Regions from separate parts of the Mus musculus genome. Here all the other regions are linked to region 3. A link is a contact called in ENCODE Hi-C or POLR2A ChIA-PET data. All regions are on one chromosome and are shown on one strand. Each heading gives the region's core, a stretch centred on a gene start or an enhancer-like site at or near the end of the contact. The rest is flanking DNA. Distances are from core to core; before and after follow the strand shown. Region 1 holds the start of Mterf3 (mitochondrial transcription termination factor 3). Region 2 holds the start of Uqcrb (ubiquinol-cytochrome c reductase binding protein). Region 3 holds the start of Zfp455 (zinc finger protein 455).

What was found. A loop is a pair of places that touch in the nucleus more often than their neighbours do. ChIA-PET counts read pairs that join two places held with the same protein, here RNA polymerase II (POLR2A).
Region 1: a map of regulatory T cell shows a loop between it and region 3 (2.7-fold over the local background). The contact joins the promoter of Mterf3 here to the promoter of Zfp455 in region 3. A Hi-C loop is called at or near these places in 1 of 37 maps with a recorded cell type or tissue (regulatory T cell). POLR2A ChIA-PET finds 5 or more read pairs at or near these places in 1 of 5 experiments (Patski).
Region 2: a loop to region 3 is called in a map of heart, with 2.1 times the contacts of the local background. The contact joins the promoter of Uqcrb here to the promoter of Zfp455 in region 3. A Hi-C loop is called at or near these places in 1 of 37 maps with a recorded cell type or tissue (heart). POLR2A ChIA-PET finds 5 or more read pairs at or near these places in 1 of 5 experiments (Patski).

The regions. Positions count from the first base shown.
Region 1 is chr13:66,931,363-66,934,655 of GRCm38, forward strand. It overlaps Mterf3 (mitochondrial transcription termination factor 3), which reads right to left and starts at 1,710. Exons shown (of 8, transcript NM_025547.4): 1 at 1,573-1,710. Ptdss1 (phosphatidylserine synthase 1) reads left to right here and starts at 1,468. Exons shown (of 13, transcript NM_008959.3): 1 at 1,468-2,324. The coding sequence starts at 2,146.
Region 2 is chr13:66,903,398-66,906,864 of GRCm38, forward strand. It overlaps Uqcrb (ubiquinol-cytochrome c reductase binding protein), which reads right to left and starts at 1,953. Exons shown (of 4, transcript NM_026219.2): 1 at 1,896-1,953. The coding sequence starts at 1,914. Gm10767 (predicted gene 10767) reads left to right here and starts at 2,018. Exons shown (of 3, transcript NM_001177750.1): 1 at 2,018-2,224. It also overlaps a transcript of Mterf3 not described here.
Region 3 is chr13:67,192,858-67,196,026 of GRCm38, forward strand. It overlaps Zfp455 (zinc finger protein 455), which reads left to right and starts at 1,649. Exons shown (of 4, transcript NM_001048204.1): 1 at 1,649-1,737. The coding sequence starts at 1,732.

The DNA.
Region 1 (3,293 bases), core at 460-2,959, 260 kb before region 3:
ACAGCAGAAAGAACTGAGTACAATACCTAAATATTAATTAAAATAATCACTATAAAGGAGCGTGGAGTGGGGAGGTCATGCCTGTAATCCTAGCACTCAGAAGCCTGAGGCAAGATTGCTCAAAGTTCTACAAGTGTGACACGGCTCAAATAAATGAATAAATGGAAAGTGCTCAATAAATGTTAGCCAGCAGTATTCTCAACTAAACAGACAAAAAACCTGTAACTGTCAATTAACTCTTACTTATGCCGTTGTGTTCTGTTTCTCTAGCCAGAGGATTCAGATAGTTTTATGTCCTGAATAGGAAGAAACATTTGAGAGTTTAATCTCTTGTTATAGTTGGGGGATGCTTGCTAAGAATAATACAAGGGCAAATCTTTCCTTCTGAAGTGGTATAGGAAGGCGGTGTTGGCAATAACCTTGTGGAATAGGCAATTTTTGCTAAACTTTAGTTGGAAAGGGGCTTCCAAGCCTGCCAATTTTCCCCTCAAACTCCCTCTCATCTCCAAAATAGTTAAAGTAGGAACTAAGTTGTGCCACCTAGACAAGACCAAGCTTCGAGAGAAACTTCAGCACAGCCAGGCAGGTCCAATCTACAAGTGGGGGTCCTGACAGTCAAGACTGGATATGTCACTGTAGCCCACGATGATGGAGGTTCAGACACTATTCTCCACATGCTTTTACGTATGCTATTCTAGAAAAAAACACTGGTCCACTCTCAGCATCAAAGTACTTTTTATAATGTTGGGGATTACAATAAGGGCTCTAGGGTACTTACAAACCAGCTCCCAGAACCCCAATTTCATTCTAGAGTCTGTCCAGAATCAAATTCAATACCCTTTCCACATTTAGTAGACTCTGTTAAATTCTATTTGCATTCAAAGATCTGAGTGCTAAAGACTAATAATGTTCACCCTCCACTTTTACTTGCCAGTGCACTCCTTTTCACATAAATTTGCTGTCTCAGCAATGTCAATGATTGATAGTCTGTGCAGAAGGACAGCACAGTCCCGCCCCCTCTCGAGACCCACCTTCCCAGGGTCTTTTCAGCACCAAGCTAGAGGTTTGGAGGGTTCCAGTTTGTTGAGTGGAAGTGAGTCCAGGACAAATAAAGACACAAAGGACTCAGAAACGAGTAAAGATGTGCACTCGTGAATAACGCCTTACGGTATGTACATTAAGAGGGCAAAAGAAAAAAAAAAATCCTTAAAATCTCTCAAGTTCATTAGTAGGGTACGCCAGCTCTCAGCGGTTACCGGGCACTCTTGTTTTGTTGTTAGGAATAGGAACAAGAGCCGAAACAGGCTTTTCTAGGTTCAAAATCTTTACAACTAATCCCGAGCTCCGATGATGAAAGATGCACTTCGTAATAAAGGGCCTCTGGGCAGCGCAGCCGCAGTCCTTAGACTCTTTAACCAACCGGCTTTATCCGGGAAGGACTTCCGCAGGAAGCCGGGACATCCTCGGGGCCTTAGTCTGAAGCTGATGAACAAGCCCGGCGACGTTGCCACCACAAGGTTTAGGTACCGACCGATCGAGCCCGAACCTCCTCTCCGGGTCACCGATACCTACCAAGCCGCGAGGCTCCCGGACGCTGCTGGGTACAGGTAGGCCGGACAGTAATCCGGCCGGGCGGCGGTCTCGCGCTCCTGCTTCACAGCGACCGTGCAACCTACGCCGGGGATACGGTGCACCGTAGCTTCGCAAGCCGGCGATTCGCCACGCTAGGCCGGCACCGCCCCCCACGTGGGCTGCGCTGCGAATGGGCGAGACCATCTGCGGCGGCGCGGGAAGGGACGCCGCGGGGGACCGGGACAGAGCTGGCCTGGGGTTTGCAGGCCCTGGAGCTGGTCGCCGCGTTCCCAGGATCAGTCACTCCGCCGTAATGTGGGGAGGGTGAGAGCTCTACGATGTCGCCCTACTAGGCTGCTTCTTCAGGCTGCCTTCTCCCCCTGCTCCGGGACGCGGTGGTGGCGCCGCGACCCCGCCCTCGCGCGCGGGTCCTTCCCTGGGCTAGCACCCTTCTCAGGGTGCCAGACCCCGCCCCAGCGTCAGGCACCTTCGCTGCTGCGGTCCGTCGCTGCCGGGGTCCCAGCCTTCTAGGGCCGGGGCCTCCGGGGCCGCGGCAGGACGGGGAGAAGAACTATGGCGTCCTGCGTGGGGAGCAGGACTCTGAGCAAGGATGATGTGAACTACAGGATGCATTTCCGCATGATCAACGAGCAGCAAGTGGAGGACATCACCATAGACTTCTTCTACCGGCCGCACACCATCACCCTGCTCAGCTTCACCATCATCAGCCTCATGTACTTCGCCTTCACCAGGTAAGTCTGGCCTGGAGTCGCGCGGAGCGCCGGGGAGAGGAGGACAGAGACGACAGACCGAGAAGCAGTAGAGGGGAGGGTGGCCAGGTGTGGCTGGTGGTAAGGAAGTGAGTAGCTGTTCCACGCGTGCAAGCTCGGGGACACAAGGGCCACACAGCTCCTCTGCCTACCGCGTGGCTTACAGTCCTCTCCGCCTACTTTTCCACCTGCCACCCCTCATGTCCAAATCCCATCTTTCTCATTCACTACGTCGGACCACACCAGGAACTCATGCAGGTCACCTAGCTGGGTGATCCACACCCCTTGCTCTGTATCGTTCTCTGTCACTATCAGAAGGCTCTGATCTCTAACCACTCATCCGTGGTCTGTCTCCAGCAAATGGCATGAACCATTTCATGATTGAACCTCCTTCAACTCACACTACACACATAAAACACACACCATACACAGAAAAATCCTCTGGCATTCAGTATTACCAGGCACACACACAAATGTACATGTGAGGTGCACCACACTGTTTTTCCTTTTATATACATTTCCCAAAGTCATCTAATGTAACTCTTCTCCCAGTCTCAAACACCACCTCAATGCCACAGCATCAGCAGTCGCTGTTGACACACATCCCAGTGGATGCCTCCCATGAAGCACAAGCCAATACCCATCATTTCCAATGTACTGTACTCTATAGGCTACCGCTGACCACAAGGGGCACATCCTGCCCTCTCATGCATCTCTAAAATACTGGCTGAAAGGGGATAGTGGCAAGCAGTTGTGTATTATCTAGAGACTAGAGAATGCTAACCACACTAAACAAAACACATAAAATGCACACAACATAACATGGCTCTCTTATTCCCCTAAAAATATACACACATGTTCAGATCACTTCTAATAGCTGTGTATTTCGTACCTTACAAAGCTATTGTATCTGTGGCCCCTTGACCTCAGCCAAGGAGCTAATGGATCCTA
Region 2 (3,467 bases), core at 703-3,202, 290 kb before region 3:
AATCTCTTAATGTAACAAAGCATGCCTGTAATCTCAGCATGCAGGAAGTTGAGACTGTGAATACCAAGCCTTGTGTAAACAAACAAACAAACAAACAAACAAACAGAGATACAAAAACTAAAATAGGGGCTGGGAATATGGTTCAGCCTTAGAGTTCGTGCCTAGCATGCAAAAAACTCTATTCAAAAACAAACTTAAACCATTTGGGGAAGAAGACTGAGCCTGAGAGAGGTAAAGGAGAAGAGGCAAGGAAGCAGGAGAGTGCCTGATGTTGACCAGACGTGGTACAAGAAAGAAGATAGAGCAAGCTTAACCTTTCTTTTTAAAATGTGAGGGGTAGGGGAGGGAACATGTGACTGCCAGAGGACGTTGTCATCCTTTTCATTTTTGAGATGGCATCTCTCACTGGCTTGGAAGTGCCAAGTACATTAGGCTAAAAGGCCAGTGAACCCCAAGATCACTTGTTTCCTTGTCTCCAGCTCTAGGATTAAAAGCATGGATTAGGGCTACTGAGACGTGTCTCATATAATGGAACTCAGTTTATTTAAAAAGAAAAAGCTCAACAAACAAAATGGGTTCTGAGAACCGAAATCAGGCCAGTATTTACATTGCAAGGCAAACTTTTTACCAACTGAGCTATATTCTCAGTCCCTAAGCGTTAAGGCTACTTTCTTACCATAGAAGGAAAAAGAGGCTCCCTTCTTATTATCTCCTTCTAATTTCCTAATCCTCAGTACAGATTACTACATGGCTTCCTCCAACCTTTAAATTAGAAGTCATGCATAAAATTGTTTCTAAGAGAAATTTAAATTGTCAAGGGCTAATGCTCAGTTGGTATATTGCTTGCCTAACATACACCACAAAGCCCTGGGCTCCAACTCCAGCACTACATAAAACATGCATAGTGATTCATTCCTGCAATTCCAGCATTTTTAGGGTGGAGGAAAAAAGAATCAGAGGTTCAAGGTCATTCTTCAATACACAGCTAACTTGGGCTACCCTGGCTCAAAAAATAAAAATATTAAAAAAAAGCATAAGAACTAAATTGTTAACACAGCAGTGATTATAATATCGATTAATATTTACTTAACAAATGTGTCAGGCACTACTCTGTTTGCCACATTATAGATCAAAAGCCTGTTGCAGAAAAGGAAGCTGGCTTACGTAAGTATTAAACTCAACAAAACAGAATACTTTTCCTAAAATTGTGTCAAATGGGTAAAATTAATGCCTTCAGAATTTCCAGGGACTGTGAGAAGGTTATCAGTATTGTTTTTAAAGACTATTCCAACGTATACCATCAGTGGGCAAAGATTAAGCTTTAAAAAAAAATAGGAGGGGAGAGGGTGAGTAATATTTGATGTGAAAACATTCTGGCACTCTATCTCAAATTTGTTCTAGTGCCTACATTAAACAAAAGTCCTTACAGCCCTGCAGCCCCAGCTCACCGTCCAGATATGCCAAGGTTAACCTGAAACCTCACTATAACCCTATCTTACTTCCTTTTAATTCTTCTGACAAGTCTTAGGAGCGTCATGCGGGCTCGGGCGCTGTTTGCTCCGATCACTGTCACTGAAGTGGCCTGCGCCTGACTCCAAATGCTCCCCACTACTCGCTGTGGCTGTCGTCTGCTGACCTCCTCACCTCCCTAAGCTGTCCCAAGGCGGAGGGGAAGGAGGCCGAACCCGGTCAGCCCCGCTGGGCTCCTTCCGGCAGAGGTCCCTGTTCTAACCCTCAGGCAGGCCCGACCTGGCTCAGCGAAACCTGTCCTTTGAGCTGCTGGGTCGCCACGTCTCTTATCACAAACTAGCTATTTAGCTAACGCAAAAGGAGAACAAGTTCGTGAGAAAATACAACCGCTCCACGATACCCACAAAGGAGGAGTAATTACTCACCAGCAGATCGGCCCGCCATTTTGACCTGAGAGTGAAGCGCTGCCTTCTGGGTAAGTCCTAGAGGACACGCCGGGCTCCTACGCAGGCGTCCTGGATACTTTAGGAAGGGGAAGGGAGGGGCAGGCGCTGCTCTGACCGCCAGCAGAAGGCATTTACTCTTTCCTACCTGAATGGACTCCACACATTAGGCTGATCTTTTTGTGTGCCTTGTTACAAAAAACATTCTTCGCGACACAATGGGGAAAGTACTGCGAAATTAGGAGACAGTGTTATTCAATGCTCTGTTATAGGAAAGAACCTTTGCGGAATAAATGGAGTCTTGGAGACAGGTAATGTAGTAAATGATTTTCAGGCAAACCGCATCTCAAAATGCATGGAGGGGATGCTAGGACGCTAGAGGACGCTTGATGCTCAAATTCTTTATGTCAAATGGTGCGGTGTTTTAATATAATGTATACACTATTGCATTCTTTAAATCACCTCAGGATTACTTTAATACAGAATATAAAGTAAGCACCACACAAATAACTGTTATACTGCACTATTTTGGAAGTAACACAGGTATAATGAACATTTATAGTTAACACAGATATACCCCTTCCCGATCTGTGGTAGACTCAATCTATAGGTCTGCAATCTTTGGGTTCAGAAGTGTGGCTATATTCTCATTTAATTCTAAATCATCAGTGTAATTACTGGTGCTATCAGTATTGAAGAGAGAAGGAAGCTGAGCCTCAGAAAAGTTCAATAAGTTATCCAAGGGCATTGAAATTGGGTAGAGTCCAGGTTTGTTTGTTTGTTTGTTAACTAGAATTGAGAAATCCAGTTTCAAATTCGGGCTTCCTTATTTCTAGGATCATATGCTGCACAACCAATCCCAGATAACTTTCAGCTTCTAGGCTTCACTTTCCCCACCTAAAAATCCCTATCAAACAATTTTAGTAGAAAGTTAGGTTGGATAAGCTTTAAAAATATTAACTTTAAGGTAGGAGTAAATGGCACATGCAAGATCCAAGAATTCAGTAGTCTGAGGCAGGAGGATCCCTGCAAGTTCAAGACTACAGTTGTCTACATAGTGAATCTGGCATCAGTCTGCAAGACCTTACCTAAAACAAAACAACAACAACAAAACCCCTAAGATATATTTAGAATTTGCATATAGTATTAAAAATGGAGCAAGCAGAAAGACTATAGACTGTGCTTTCAAGATCTCAACCCCAACAGGTAGAGTCTAAAATAAAAAACTAAGGACAGAAAGTGGAGTTACTGTTGAGTTTTACTATGACTCGATAGTGGTCTTTTTTTTTTTTTTTTTTGAGGTAGATACTATTTATTATTTCTTGGTTTCCCTCTCATTGACATCAACTATCTTTTCTGAATTTTGGACTGGATTTAATGTCAAAAATACAGAAATGAGCTGGGCAGTGGTGGTGCACGCCTTTAATCCCAGCACTTGGGAGCCAGAGGCAGGCAGATTTCTGAGTTCGAGGCCAGCCTGGTTTACAAAGTGAGTTCCAGGACAGCCAGCAGGGCTATACAGAAAAACCCTGTCTCAAAAAAAAAAAAACAAAA
Region 3 (3,169 bases), core at 399-2,898:
TCTCTGCCTTGTGGAAGTGGAATTTCATTTGAAATTTTGATTTCATTGGAAAGCCCATTGTGGGGACTTTATGCTCATAACTACACTTTCAGGAAAGCTCTCCAGGTTCAGAACACAGCGACAAAGGAAACTCTCTTGGGGCCTGATACTAACCTAGATGAAAGCAGAACTGGACAGCACTGTATATGTTGTACTAGTTGTGGAGGCTCTGAGGTGCATCCTGTAGGTCAGCATGGAGCTTTGCAGCCATGCTAAGAGAAATGCTTCACCATGTAACTGGTAGGGTGTATACTGTCCTTCCTAATATCTTGGTGGGATCACACTTCATAAAACATGCAGGTGACAGCTAAGTGGACTTGGAACCCCACCATAGCCTCATGTTAGAAACATAGCAACATCTAGAAAGGGGATGTCTGTGCTTTAGAACACACAGATGAAGTTTAGGTTGACACTGTTCTTTGACATCCAAATGATTCAGCAACCACAGACCCAATGCATATGATGATGTAGGGGTTAGGTTTTCACAGCACATTCCTCTCGAACTTATTCTTATCCTTCCCTGCCTGGTCACTATTCCTCCTTTTGGAAAAGGCAGGTTTCCACTGGTCCATGGTAGGTTGAAGGAGTAATCTTGTAAGCACTTTGAAATAAGCAATTGATTGAATTACAACATCAAGAGACTTTGGGCTTTGACTGTCTTGGGACTATTAAAGTCTATGGGCATGTTGAGAAGTGAATTGTCTTTCTTAGAAACAGATGAAAGTGAAACTCTCAGAGGCTTCCAGGTTACAGAGTATGGTGTTTTTTTTTAACGTATTTGATTGTCAAATTCCAATAAACTTATTTGATATTTCTGATTTGTTTTTGAAATAATCATTTCTCTGTCCTGATTTTGAGAAACTGAGGTTAGTTCAGGGCAGATGCTTTGACTTTCAAAATATTGTCACATAGGAACACTTGTAGATCAGAGCAGGGAAAGGAAATTGAGTAAGAAAGATCAGACCTCTGCAGAGAGAATTCTAACAATGGATAATGGGCCAGTGGCCAGTACACATACCAGTGTGACCTCAGGAGCTGTGTCCTCCCAAGTGTAATCTGAGCAGGGGAAGGAACAACAACATCAACAACGGGCAAACATACCCAGTGGCTTATGTGTACCTGTGTTTGTGAACAACCATTGGAGACCGTTAAAATTGTAGTACAGCTCCCACTAAAAAGGAATTTCTTAAATATATATTAACATTTTAAAGTTTTAACTTTGTTAAATGATCTATACTCTCAATGTGTCCCTGACCAACTAACCACAGTATATACATCCTAATATTTACACAAAACTGTTTTTCATGATGTGGAATCTGATCCATGTATGTCTCATGCAGAGTGTAATTGCAAAGGAACAAGTATTATTTATTTATTTGCAATACTGAGTATTATGACAGAGTCTACATTAGAGTCGAGCGCTTTAAAGTAGGCCAAGTACCTACCATAGTACCTACCATAGTATAATAGTAAAGAAAACAGAGAGAAGGCTACAAATCTAAGACCAGGGAAAGACCACATTCAGTTCCAGGAATAGCTTCGCAAAGACTTCTGGGATATGTAGTCCAAGCAACTGTGCCATCACGAGGAGCCATCCAGGCAATCCCACTTTAGCTTTCGTTTTGTACATTGTGCCTTCCTCAAAGTTTTTGCGAGAGTCCTGAACGGCTGTACACGCCTGTTGTCTCTGTCATGGAGGTTGGTTCATGAAACAGCACAGCCTGGGGCTTTGTGCAAGCATCGGGCTGGGAAAAGGCGGGGAGAGTGGGTGTGGGGAAGGTGGGGACTGAGCGGACCTGGGCTTGGAGGGAGAACGGAAGAAAAGAAGCTGTTGGGATTTGTTGTGCTGATCTGGCTGGGTCACGTGAGGTTGCAGTTCTGGACCAGGAATGGGGCGATTGGGATTGTGTCTGAGGTGAGGGTTTTCATAGGACACCGCAGGGTGTCTTGGACATAGGAACAGACTGGTAGCAGGGGTCAGGATTGCAAGCTAGTGATGGTGAGATGACTACTTGCACCTGAGGCAGTGCTGGGAACTCTTTGACAGCTTTGCTGGGAAGCATGCTCCCCTAGCTGCCCCATTCTCAGGTGGATGCTGTCAGATGCCCCAGTCAGTACCTTTAGAGCAAATGGGGTACCTGGCCCCACTATCCTCTGTACCTGGCCTCCTCCTACGGTCCTGATTATGTTCATTTTCCCTATCAGTTAAGGAATTAAGAGAGAATAAAAATCCAAGTCCCAACAGGTCATAGATGGGAAAATCTGGAACAGAGCAGAGAGATCTGCCAGGATGGGAGGTCACTGAGAGTCTTTGACTATAGGTGAGGAAACACATGTAGTGGATACACAGAGGGAAGTCAGCAAAGCAGGCAACCTGCCACCTGGTTTTACCTTGAGGGCTGGGTTTCCTTAAACCTTGGATAGGTTTCCTGTTCATAAAGTAGGGTTGAATAATTGTAAATAAGACACAATGTCTGCTTGGCACACTATGATTATGTCAACGTGCCTTGATCAGGCCTTGAACCTGAGAACGTTTATGAGCAGGGTATTAGTATCTGGTGAAAATCTCGCGTGGCCTTGTTTTAGGGGGCCAGGCTTTTGTGTCAGGTCAGCAGGGTAAGGAAGAGCTCACAGACCTGTGTGTATTCTTGTGACTTAAAGTAAACAGACCTGTGATAGAAAGACACTTGAGCCTACTGTGAGGCACATTCCTGTCATCTCTGTATTTGTGAGGGGGAGGGGCAGGACCCTCTGGTCAACCCCTGCTTGATAGCAAATTCAAGGCCAATGTAGGCTACCTCAGTCTGTGTCAGAAAACATTTAATCATGCTTGATGGACGTGAGAAATACTCTCTATGATTCATTCCATGTCTTCCAGTGAGAGCCGTGGAAAACCCCTGCAATCAACACTTTGGTGTCTTACAAAGTACACATGCTTCCCTTCTGCCGACCCAATCCATGTGGGATTCAAACTTTGTTTTCACTAACATGCTCTTGTTAAAGATGGTACATTTGGGTGACTATTTGTTTGGATTTACTGTGTGAGGAAGGACTCTCCTCTTTCCCTTGCTTGATTATTCTTCCTATTGACAGTGAATGTTCACTCCTTTTGGATAGTTAAGTTTGTGTT